Linked DNA regions of Homo sapiens: region 2 is linked to region 1. A link is an interaction called in ENCODE POLR2A ChIA-PET data of the cell type or tissue named here. Cell type or tissue: OCI-LY7. All regions are shown on one strand. Links, peaks and the distances in the headings refer to the core of each region. The heading gives the core; the rest is flanking DNA. Region 1 has its middle 73 kb from the start of ZFP36L1. Region 2 overlaps ACTN1-DT (ACTN1 divergent transcript).

Evidence for each region. Peaks named below come from ENCODE experiments on the same cell type or tissue, not always from the same donor. Only the 100,000 strongest peaks of a DNase experiment are listed, where the experiment ranks them.
Region 2: POLR2A ChIA-PET joins it to region 1 with 5 read pairs; 5 of 35 experiments call an interaction of 5 or more read pairs at or near these places.

The regions. Positions count from the first base shown.
Region 1 is chr14:68,863,349-68,869,192 of GRCh38, reverse strand. It overlaps the pseudogene BLZF2P. Among named protein-coding and RNA genes, the nearest start is that of ZFP36L1, 73 kb to the right of the region's middle. In OCI-LY7, for the core only: no CTCF peak of the experiment used is centred there; a DNase peak (open chromatin) is centred at 3,442.
Region 2 is chr14:68,983,636-68,990,481 of GRCh38, reverse strand. ACTN1-DT (ACTN1 divergent transcript) reads right to left here. Exons shown (of 4, transcript NR_073422.1): 3 at 4,681-4,797; 4 at 3,019-3,137. Among named protein-coding and RNA genes, the nearest start is that of ACTN1-DT, 7.4 kb to the right of the region's middle. In OCI-LY7, for the core only: no CTCF peak of the experiment used is centred there; no DNase peak of the experiment used is centred there.

The DNA.
Region 1 (5,844 bases), core at 1,373-5,372:
GATCACGAGGTCAGGAGTTTGAGACCAGCCTGGCCAATATGATGAAACTCTGTCTCTACTAAAAATACAAAAATTAGCCGGGTGTGGTGGTGCGTGCCTGTAGTCCCAGCTACTCGGGAGGCTGAGGCAGAAGAATCGCTTGCACCTGGGAGGCGGAGGTTGCAGTGAGCCGAGATTGTGCCACTGCACTCCAGCCTAGGCAACAGAGCAAGACTCCGTCTCAAAAAAAAAAAAAAAAAAGAAAAGCTCAAGAATTATGAAAGAAGGTTACTACAGGACAAAGAAGGTCTTTGAAACCAGCTCTGTATACAGAAGGAGGTAAATCATGAGATTAAAAAGTTGCTGATGGCTTCTGTTGGGGATGATCTTCAGTATCACTTTGAATGTCTAGTCCTTGAGAAAAATCAGCTTATTTTAGAAAATGAAGCCCTAGGTTGAAATACAGCTCAGCTTTCCAAACAGAACGTATGTCAATACAGTGTGATACATGGCAAAGTAAATTCCTTGCAAGCAGGGTAATGGCAGATGAGTTAACCAAGTCAAGAGCATCAAGAGCAGTTTTGTTTTTCTTTTTTTTTTTTTTTTTTTGAGATGGAGTCTTGCTTTGTTGCCCAGGCTGGAGTGCAGTGGTGCAATCTCAGCTCACTGCAACCTCTGCCTCCCGGGTTCAAGCGATTCTTGTGCCTCAGCCTCCCAAGTAGCTGGGATTACAGGCACCCATCACCACGCCTGGCTAATTTTTGTATTTTTAGTAGAGTTGGGGTTTTGCCATGTTGGCCAGGCTGGTCTCGAACTCCTGGCCTCAAGTGATCCTTCTGCTTCAGCCTCCCACAGTACTGGGATGACGTCAAAAACGTGATGCACGTGGGGCCATACAGGATCTCCTAAGTGAATGGGAACAGTTTCTTCAGGAAATGATAGCTACCCAGAAATTATTGGAGGAGCTCTTAGTCTCCTTGCAGTGGGGAAGAGGGCAACTTTACTCCCCTAATGTACAACCCCACAGCACAGCAGAGCTGGCATTAACAAATCACAAGTTGGCAAAAGCAGCAAATTCTCATCTTCTGCGAAACGTTGGCATTAACTATCAAAAAAAGATTCCATCGACAGTTGAATTCTGCAGCACCCCAGCTGAGAAAATGGCTGAAATGGTTCTATAAACTTTAGATCCAACTACCTATACAGAGAGCTCACCTGATAATCCATGTTTTGAGTTTTCACCAACCACCTTACTTGCTGCAAAGAAAAATTCTGGATGATTTCATCCCTAGGCTAGATATGAAAATATAACTTTCAATTTCTGCAGTCACTGCCAGGGAGAACTTACTGCCCTTTAACAGTCAATATATTGGAGGCATGCTACAGGTACTTGCTTATTACCCGAGAGTCATTATTTGGGAGCTGGGGTTCTTAGAATGCTAGAAGTAATATCACTTCCTATTTACAAAGTGTATATACCCAAAGATGTTTTATGTACTAGACTCCAGATTACCCCTTCTTAATAAATATCTCAGGGTAATAAAAGAATGAAACTGTATTTAAAATTTAAATACAGTTGCATTTTTTTTCTTTGAGCTTATACAATGTTTTAGAAACAGTCTACTTTTTATAAATATCAAGTTGGATATTCTTGTGTGTTAAACTGTATTTAATATTTAAAATAGAGAATACTTCCCAAGCAATACATGATGCTTTTCCTAAAGGACTCTAAAAGTAAAAGGTTCTATAACTTTCTTTTAAGCACTAAATTATTATTTATCTTACTGGATATTTTATATGAACAGTGTTAATTTAGTTACACTAAAGCAAGGGTAGGCAAACTACAACCATGAGTCAAATATGGCCACACCCATTCATTCACTATTGTCTAGGTTGTTTTTGCTCTATAGCTGCAGAGTTGAGTAGATGCAGCAGGGCATGTATGGCTTGCAAAGCCTACAGTATTTACTGTTTGATCCATTACAGAAAAAGTTTTCTGACTCCTACTCTAAAGTAATTGTAGTAGAAGGCCAGAGGGCTTTCTTTCCCTTTATGGTAATTTTTTGAGCTACAAAAGAGCCTTGGATAAGTGAATGAAGGGATTAATCTTTTTAAAATAAATGCTGTAAGTTAGAAAAAGAATAAATATTTTAGAGCCAAATTAACAAGTACTTCAGCAAAACATGTTAGTTTTATGCAGGGGATTCTGTATTCTGAATGGACACAATCTGACATAGATAAACAGATTCTTAACTGTTGACTCTTTAGCAAATGCAACACACAGGAATATCCATTTGATATTTATAAAAAGTAGACTGTTTCTAAAACATTGTATAAGCTCAAAGAAAAAAATGCAACCCATCAATTAATATATATTATGTAATATATACTATTGTATATTTATTATGAGCCATCATAAATACCCATTGATTGGCCTTTAAGAATAATTACAAAATATTTATATCAAATTATGCAAATTTGTTGCAGAAGTGCCTATCAGTAGAGAAGTCTTCAAAAGACAAACCTGGTCAAATAATAATATATTTTAATGTCAACTTAAAAAAGGCAATATAAAAATCCCCTCTTATCACAGATTACCTTAAGATATACTTTCTAATTGCACTCTGTAGCATCTTCCATTTCTAATCATGCTTCTTGTCTAGAAATCTCCTTAAGTCCTACTTTTCCAACCAACAATGCAAGAGAAATTTTGCAAACTCCAATAGCTGGGGAAGCTGGCTTCTGGAAACAAGCTATTTGAAAGATGGCTTGTGAGCACTTGTAAAAGGATAGGGGGGGCCAGGCGCGGTGGCTCACGCCTGTAATCCCAGCGCTTTGGGAGGCTGAGGCGGGTGGATTACAAGGTCAAGAATTCAAGACCAGCCTAGCCAACATGGTGAAACCCCATCTCTACTAAAAATACAAAAAATTAGCCAGGTGTGGTGGCAGGCACCTGTAATCCTAGCTGTAACCCTAGCTACTCAGGAGGCTGAGGCAGGAGAATCACTTGAACCCATGAGGCAGAGGTTGCAGTGAGCTGAGGCCAAGCCACTGCACTCCAGCCTGGGCAACAGAGCGAGATTCCATCCCCCGCCCCCCCCCGGATAAGTTACTGGCTCAAATAACTGAAGTGTTCAGAGGTAATGCTGACTTTCCAGGTGGCTGAGGCAGAGGCTCAAATGCCAGCAGGGCCTAGCTTCTCTGGCTGGACCCCATTCTCAAAAGTGTCTCTCTCCAAGGCAGCAAAATGACTTCCAGCAGCTCCAGCTTCCCCACCTTGTGATTGCAAGTCTGGCAGAGAGAAAAAGGAGTGACCCCAGCTGGAGGCAGGCAACATAGTGGCCCCAGCCAGGACAGTGGGTTTTGCTTATTGTTATATGTAAAATGTTTATTCAGAAATAGAATGCTTGTTCCTCGGCACCACAAGGAAAAATTAGCATTCAGACAAGAAGTTTTCTCAGCAAGGCAATTTTACTTTCTGCAGAAACGGTGCTCCTTGCAGATGGAACAATGGTGGGAGCACACCTGAACAAAGGAGGGAAGCAATTTTTATCCTTTACACAGCTTGTCCCTGCTACTGTGTCCTGTCTCCATTGGCTGGAGCCAGATCTCACAATCTAAACTAAAACCCAACAGGCTAATAATTTAAAACTTTTCTAAATAGGTAAAGGCAAGGGAGAACAAAGGAAAAGAGGAAGTTGCTTATGCCAAATAGGGAAGGGGCATAGGCTAAGAGCTGGGACATGCCTGTGAGCACGTCCGGCACAAATATCTTGGTTAAAGTACAAGGACATAGACTGTATTACGTGCCTGTGAGCATGTCTAGCACAAGTATTTTGGTTAAAGTATAAGGAAATAGAATGCACTTATTCCTTTATATCTAGCAGCTACATAGGATAGGGCTTAACAAAGAGTTAATAGCACAAAGCAAGGAGGCTTGAAGGAAGTTAGTCTTTAAAATAAACTATTATTTCTAACATGATTTATTTTTTAACAAGAAGGAAAACTTTGAAGAGGAAACTTTTTACTTTCTACACTTACTGTTTGAGGCCTAGCTTGGGTTGTATGCTCACCCTAGGGTGGCGGGTGCGGTCCCACCCAGGCCACCTGAATTCAGAATGGCCTGGCCAGTATGTCAGGGCTCCTTATCACAAGCAACAGAAACCCTTTCTGCCTGCCCCCAAAACTCATATAGGGCGTGGGCTTCTCCAGAGGCAGATGCCGGTCGAGAGACAGGACAGACATCTATGAGCATGGGGAGGAGTGGGCTCCCAGCCCGGATCCAGGAGAAGCGCTGTTGGGACAATAGGCAGCCAGCACCTGAGTCAGAGGTGAAGGTAGCCTCTAGCAGCAGTTGTCACCACCCCGCCCGTGCCTGTCCCACCCTTCAGTTTGTTCCAGCAAACTTCCACCTGTGTGTACCTGCATCTGTGTGCCTGGGGCTTTCCTCCCAGAACTGCAGAAGACCACTCTGCCTGTGGATGGAGCAGGCTACTGAAGAAGCAGCCACCAAGAGCAGCCCTCAGCCCTCAGGGTGGGTGTCTGAGGCCCTCAGCTCCCTCACACTTGGATGGGATGATTCTGAGGCACGTGTTTTAGACTGTTTCTTGGCGCTTCTTTCTCCCATGGGATTCAGTGCAGATGCCCATGCGGTGCTGAGCTCATAGCACAGCTTCACTGTTAAGTCCCCCTTCCCTGAGTCTCTTCCTCATTTCCATCCCCTGCACCTCCCACGTAAACCACTGGTGCTAGAACCCTCATCTAGTGCGTGCTTTGGGGTGTCCCAAACTAGGACACAGCCCACTCTCTGGGACCTACCTGGGGACAGTGACTTCACCTGGAAGTCCCGCTCTAGACCTTTGAGATGGGCTGGGAAGGAGCCCCACACCAGGTCCTCAAACAGCACTGGAACACTTAGACCCACAGGTAAAGAAACCATTCCTGCTTCTGCGGTAAGGAGGGGGCACCAAGGGCTTGGGAAGGAGCTGCCACCTCTCCTTCAGCTGCCCCCTTGTTCTTCATTGGCAGCCCCCACGGACCAAGCGGGAGAACAGGAAGCTCCTGTGTGCCTGCAGGAGTGGGGGTCCAGGCATGCAGGCATGTGGCACAGCAGGGGTCACCTGTGGAGACCTCGGTGCCTGTAGGGGACCCCAGGTTTAGAAACAAAATTCTCATTTTATGATTCAAGACAATGAGAAAACAGTTCTTTAAGGAAAACATCTCTCTATAGGTTATATAGGTTATATTTTATAGGTTGTATTAATATTTTATAGAACTTAGGCTGGGTGCGGTGGCTCATGCCTGTAATCCCAGAACTGTGGGAGGCCGAAGTGGGTGGGTCACCTGAGGTCAGGAGTTCGAGACCAGGCTGACCAATATGGTGAAACCCCATCTCTACTAAAACTACAAAAATTAGCCAGGCGTGGTTGCATGCGCCTGTAGTCCCAGCTACTCAGGAGACTGAGGAAGGAGAACTGCTTGAACCCAGGAGGCGGAGAGTGTAGTGAGCCGAGATTGCGCCATTGCACTCCAGCCTGGGCAACAGAGCGACACTCTGTCTAAAAAAAAAAAAAAAAAAAAAAAAAAAAAATTATAGAACCTATTCTGTGTATTCTGTGATAGGTTATATCTGTTTACTAAGGGCTGCCTGGAATAGGATGCATAAAATGAACTACTAGGATAAAAGAACTAACCCAGTGTCCAGTAAGCCCCCATGAAGGCTTCCTTCCATCTTCTGCACCTCTGCAGCTGGAAAATGCTTTTTTAGAATGGCCTTCCTAAAAAACGAGCGAGTGGATGCTGCCCTCCAGTGGCCAAGTGTGCCCTTAAAGCATGTCAGAAGAGGACCAGGAAGCAAAATCAAAC
Region 2 (6,846 bases), core at 1,770-5,769, 120 kb before region 1:
CTGTCTCCCAGGCTGAAGTGCAGTGGCACGATCTCAGCTTACTGCAACTTCTGCCTCCCCGGTTCAAGCGATTCTCCTGCCTCAGGCTCCTGAGTAGCTGGGGTTACAGATGCGTGCCACCAAACCCAGCTAATTTTTGTATTTTCAGTAGAGACAGGGTTTCGCCATGTTGGCCAGGCTGGTCTCGAATTCCTGACCTCAGGTGATCTGCCCACCTCGGCCTCCCAAAGTGCTGGGATTACAGGCGTGAGCCACTGCACCTGGCCAGTCCTTTCCTTTTTAAAGAGTTGAAAATATTTCAGAACCCACATTATTTCCATTTTGCTGTCAAGCCACAACCATTGTTTCAGAGAGAAGGCTGTATATGAAAAAGACTAGGTCTTTTTTTTATTTTTTATTTTGACTTATTTTTTTTTCTAAGTCAGGTGCCTCTGGATATGAAAAAGACTAGGTCTTTTTAATCTCCATTTCTCTCCCCACCTCCTTGTACATTCCTTTCTCATTCCAGATAATTGCCTCCTCCCTGCAGGTTTATTTCCAAAGCAATTCAAGAAAAGCTGTTTGATGGGTCCACACATTGTGATCTTCTGTGGCTCCTAAAATGTTTTAGAGTTTCCCAGTGGGGGGATAGGTTAACTTTTTCTTGGCCATAGACTGGGTAGTTCTGGTATGACAGCAAATGTAATCTGATTTTTCTTTCTTTTTTCTTATTTATTTATTCATTCATTCATTCTTTTTTTTCAGCTCCAGCTCAAAGGAATTCTGATTTTTAGATGATGGAAAAAAGGGAGGAAGGAAAGAAAGGAAGAAAGAAGCAGAAGAAAGAAAGCAAGAAAGAAACGAATAGCAGCATCCAACAAACCAAGTTTACATGTACCTTAAGGGAAAGAATTTTGTAAGAAAGCTTTTATTTGCAGATGATGTCTGCAAATTGCACCTGTGGCCAACCAGAAATGGGGAGGACCGACAACTGCAGCAAGCCCCTTACCAGCTTCAAAATTATATTTATCTTATTTCCCCCATTTTTAGTAGTTGAAAACACTTCAACACATCCACTGTTAATAATTCTTGCTTCTGAGCATATAGAAAATAGGTCAGTGATGGGACATGCTCAGGATTATAGGCCATGGTGGGAGATAAGAAGATCTTTGAGACCTGAACAACTTCCTCCATGAGGCTGTCACTCAGGGCAGCTCCTGGGTAAGACCTGGGAACCATGCTGTTAAGCTGTGCTGAGATGGAGTTAGAGGAAATGTGGAGGAGGGCTTTCCAGAAGGCAGGAGGCTGGAAGAGGGACTTGAGGGTCTTGAAGAAAAGGCATGTGGGCAGGAGTGTCAGGAGGGGCATGAGGTAATGTTCCCAGAGTGCTCTGAGCCCTCTGGTTAAAGGACATTTAACCACAGATTATTATACTACCTATTATTTGTGTCTGTAATAACTGCTATGACAATGGATGCTGCAAAGGTCAGCCCTGGGGCTTCTGTTGTCTGATGCACTTAGTAAGGGTTGGGGGTGGAAAAGAGTTGATGAGGCTTGCTATTGATCTAAACACTTTTCAGCTGGCCAAGGCCAAGGTGTGGGGGGCGGCCTATGAGAAACTCCAGATGAAACTGATCTCCTCTGGGACTCAGGCAAGGATGGCAGCTGAAATTTAACTTGAATATGTGCAGGGTAAGTCCCATGGTGTAAAAGCTCATCTCAGCATCTTTTTGAGTGCAGGACTCTCCACCCTGAGAGGCTGGACCAGCCACAGAGAGTAGGCACTCACTCAGTTCAGGGCAGAGGCCTGCCTTGGTCACCAAGCATGCAGCATGCCAGGTGGAGTGGGGCCCTGGGCTCTGGGCTCCTGAACAGTTACTAGGCCCCACAGGAGTTTGGACTGCCCTTTCCTGTCTAGAGTCATCTCAGATCTCACTGAGCATTGCTTGGTAGGACTGTAGCAATTCCACCCCTTCACCTTACATGAAGAGAGGGAGGATCTTGGAGGAGAAAAGTCTCAAAAAAAAAAAAATTAATAATAATAAAGAGTTTGAGACCAGTCTGGCCAACATGGTGAAACCCTGTCTCTACTAAAAACACACAAAAAATTAGCTGGGCATGTTGGTACATGTCTGTAATCCCAGCTACTCAGAGGCTGAGGCAGGAGAATCGCTTGAATTCAGGAGGTGGAGGTTGCAGTGAGCTGAGATGGCACAACTGCACTCTAACCTGGGTGTCGGAGTGAGACTCTGTCTCTAAACAAACAAACAAATAAATAAATAAATAAATAAGCTGGGCATGGTGGTGCATGCCTGTAATCCCAGCTACTCGGGAGGCTGAGGTGGTAGGATTGTTTGAGCCCAGGGAGTCAAGGCTGCAGTGAGCCATAATAGCACCACTGCACTCCAGCTTGGGTGACAGACCCTCAAAGACAAGACAGAGACCCTGCCTCAAAGGAAAAAAAAAAGTTTCATTGTGTGTCCTTCATTCAGACTGGGTCCCATGCCCTAAGCCAATCGTGTGCTCTGATTGGCTAGGCCTGTCATTTGCCCAGCCCTGTTGACTAGGGGTGGGGTCAACTCTCCCTGAAGCCCAGGGATTGGAGCAGGGGAAGTGCCCTCCCAGAGGAATATCAAGGTATGGTTGCCAGGAGGGGGAAATGGTTGCTGGGCAGCAAAACAGCAGTTATCTATTAGACCCACATTTGCATTGTACTTTTCAGTGTGTGTCTCATGTGCATTATTTCTTGCTAGCTACTGTGACCTCTTGGCTGCTCCTGGAATGCTCATGTTTTCTCACCCCTTTAGGTCTTCAATGTTACCTACTCAACAAACCTTCCCTGAACACCCCATTTAAAATATGTAACCTCCCTCTACCTCTCCCCAAATTCTCAATTCCCCTTCTCTGCTTTATATATACATTCTTTCCTTAGAGCTTAACACTATCATATTATTTTACTTCTTTATTTTCTTACCAGGCTCTCCCAGTTGAAATGTAAGTTCCATGAGGTAGGGACTTGTATCCATTCTGGTCACTGCTACATCATCTGTGGCAAAACAGTGTCTGGCACATAGTAGATACTCAATAAAAAATAGTTGACTGAATGAATGAATGTGCACAGCCATCCTGTGAGGTAGGTGGGATGGAGGTGATTCTCTCTGTGTTATAGATAAGGACATTGAAATTTGAGCAAAGGATCCTGTTGGTACAAAGATCAAAAAAAAATTTTTTTTTAACTTTAATTGTTCAGTGCTAATGAGAAAACAGCAGAGGGAACTTGATTCATTACAGTGTGTTCCAATCAAGTGAAGGTTAAATGATGCCCTGATGCAGTAGTTCAAATAGAGAAAGTGGTAGGAGAATTGAGTCATTGCCTGGCACGTGGTGATATAGGCATCCCCAACGCAGAAAGAACCACCTGCTTGATCACAGTCAGAATTAAATCATGCTGGGAGTAGCAATTTTGTTTCAGCAAATAGCAACAGTTACATTTAAATTAGTGTGGCTAATTTGAATCTTACTGGTTTTATAGTTTCTTTTAAATAGAATTTGTAAGCTTGTTTTCATTTTGTAGTTGATTGTAAACCCCAAATGTTAAGAAGTGTTGTGCCTAGTTTTATGTTCATACACATTTAAGGAACATTAAAATAAAAATTAAGTAACTTTGTGAGGATTTGTATCCTTTCAAAAGGAACTTGCTTAGTATTCAAGATAGAGAAACATTGTTTCAGAAGATTCAAATCATCCTCTCACTGGAGATAAAAAGGAGGAGTTGCAGAAAGACATTCTTAGAACAGTGCTCAGAACTTTATTACCAGGAGCTTAAAGACTGTCTGGTGAATCCAGCCCTGTCATTTTGCAGATAAGTAAACTGAAGCCCAGCGAGCTCAGGTCTCCTTGCCTTGTCCTGCTTCTCACATAAGGATATCTGCCCCTGAAAGCTATCCCATCATTTCCATGGAAATGATCTGGACAGAGTGGCTTTTCAGCTAGTGGCTGCTGTAATTGGTAAGGCCAATGCTGTGTTGTGGGGGAGGTGGAGGGTTAGGCATCAAATTGGGGGTTACTGATTCTTCCAATCTGTGAACATAATAAATCAGCTTTCCGTTTATTTAGGTCTTCACATTCTCAGCTGTGATTTGGGTGTGTTGCTCTGATTTTTGCTGGGAACAAGAGACAGATGGGGAAGAGCTCCCAGCCCTCCTTGGAGGGCCCAGGCTGGGCAGCTCTCAAGCCTGACTAGCTCTGCTCCCAGAGCTGACCTCAAGGTAGCCATCTAAGGTAGAGATTTCTGATGGTCCAGGTTGGTTTACCCTGGGTATCTGGGGGAGATAAATATGCCTGATCACTAGGGAAAAGAGTGTACCTGGCCTGGCGCGGTGGTGTGTGCTTGTAATCCCAGCACTTTGGGAGGCCGAGGAGGGTGTATCACCTGAAGTCAGGAGTTCGAGACCAGCCTGACCAATATGGTGAAACCCCATCTCTACTTAAAAAAAAAAAAAGAAAGAAATTAGCTGGTGTGGTGGCACATGCCTGTAATCCCAGCTATTTGGGAGGCTGAGACAGGAGAATTGCTTGAGGCAGAGGTTGCAGTGAGCTGAGATCATGCCATTGCACTCCAGCATGGGCAACAAGAGTGAAACTCTATCAAAAAAAAAAAAAAAAAAAAGAGTGAACCAGACAGGCCAGATATTCTCTCACCTGAGACCCTAGAGCTGGGCAGAGGATGGGAAGCACAGGAACTTTTCTGCCAGCCTCTTATTAGAGATCCCGCACGAGGGAAACTGCTGAGTGTCTCCTGCCCTGCCTCACTGGTCTCTGGTGGGAGAGAGAGGAATTGACCCTAGGGCAAACTGTTCCAGTGAAGCAGAAGCTGGTGTGGAGGAATTCATCCTGGTGGGTGATGGCTGAGTGCTGCTGGCTGGGGCATCGGAGTAGGGACAGCCAACTCAATTTCACCACCATGGGCTTCATGAGCTTCTCAGGAGGCCCAAGAATTTGGGAAATGCTTGTGTGGACCATGGCAAAGGACTGGCCTCCCCAAGCCTCCCATGGATTGATGGAGAAACAGGCAGTGAGATGGAATTTGGCTAATGCCATTTTTCATTTCATGAATATTGAACTGGAACACTTATTGTGTCCTAGGCCCTGTGTTACACTGAGTGGGGGAAAGAACAGGGTTGAGGCTTCATAAAGGCAGTGTGAGAGAAAAAATGGACAAAGGACTAAAATAAAGCAAAGTATACTCTCTTAGTTACAAATGGTATGCTATGGGCGTTTGGGGAAGAGGAGTCTATTAACTATATTGCTACTGGGACTGGGGACAAAACTGAGGTTTCTGATTTCCCAAGCCCAAAACCCAAAAAACTATAGTGATTTATTTCCTACCTCCTTCTAGCATTCTACAAACACTCTAATGACTACCATGCCCTGGGCTCTTAGGAAGAGCTCATAGGAGCCTATCACCATTAGGCTGTAAGGTTAGAGAAGAACTCAGGATACAAGGAAGGCAATGGCCAGATATCTAGGTGGGAGGTCCATAGTGCTTTTAGTTTCCAGAATCTTGCAGATCCTACGTGTCTATGTCTCCCCACAGGGCCTCACATGGTCAGTCACCCATAGCAGGGTGGAAAAGAAATTCATGAGCATTGAGGTGGCCTGCTGCATGCCAGGCATGGGGCTGGCACTCTCCCTTCTTTATGTCACCTCATGTGTCAATCCAGTTCTTTTTTTTTTTTTTTTTGAGATGGAGTTTCACTCTTGTTGCCCAGGCTGGAGTGCAATGGTGTGATCTCAGCTCACCACAACCTCCACCTCCTGGGTTCAAGTGATTTTCCTGCTTCAGCCTCCCGAGTAGCTGGGATTACAGGCATGCGCCACCATGCTTGGCTAATTTTTTGTATTTAGTAAAGGTTGTCTTATACTGAGACTAAAGTCCCCAGTATCATTTCACAGGGTGGTGGCCATGAGTGAGAAGATGGGTCAGTCTGTTACCTTGGTCCATCTCAGGACCTCCCTTATTGAGAAGATAAGTTCATCAGTTATTGTTTCAACTTACTTCCTTACCGTCTTCCCACACACTGTGGGCATCCTCACGCATCATAACTCCCCCTTTTCTTTCCTCAGGCTCAGATGAGGGTCTTTCTTTTCTTTTTTTTTTTTTCTTTTCTTTTTTTTTTGAGACCGAGTCTCGCTCTGTCACCCAGGCTGGGGTGCAGTGGTACGATCTCAGCTCACTGCAACCTCTGCCTCCTGGGCTCAAGCGATCTGCCACCTCAACCTCCCAAGTAGCTGAGACAACAGGTGTAAACCACCATATCTGGCTAATTTTTGTATTTTTAGTAGAGATGGGGTTTCACCATGTTGGCCAGGCTGGTTTTGAACTCCTGGGCTCAAGTGATCCGCTTGCCTTGGCCGTCCAAAATGCTGGGATTACAGGCATGAGCCACCTCACCCAGCCAGATGAGGGTCTTTCTTCTTGTTCAATGGCCCATCCCTTAGCCTGTGTCCTTGAACCCATATGGTCCTATCTCCTCAAGAACTTTGTGCTATCCCTCAACTTTCCTTTTTTTTTTCTAGACAGTGTCTGGCTCTGTCACCCAGGCTGGAGTGCAGTGGCCCAATCGTGGCTCATTGCAGCCTAGACTTCCCAGGCTCTAGCAATCTTCCCACCTCAGTCTTCCAAGTAGCTGGGACCACAGGTGCACTCCACCACGCCCGGCTAATTTTTAGTATTTTTGGTAGAGATAGGTTTTTACCATGTCACCCAGGCTGGTTTCGAACTCCTGAGTTCAAGCGATCCACCTGCCTTGGCCGTCCAAAGTTCTGGGATTACAGGCGTGAGCCACTCCACCTGGCTCCCTTAAC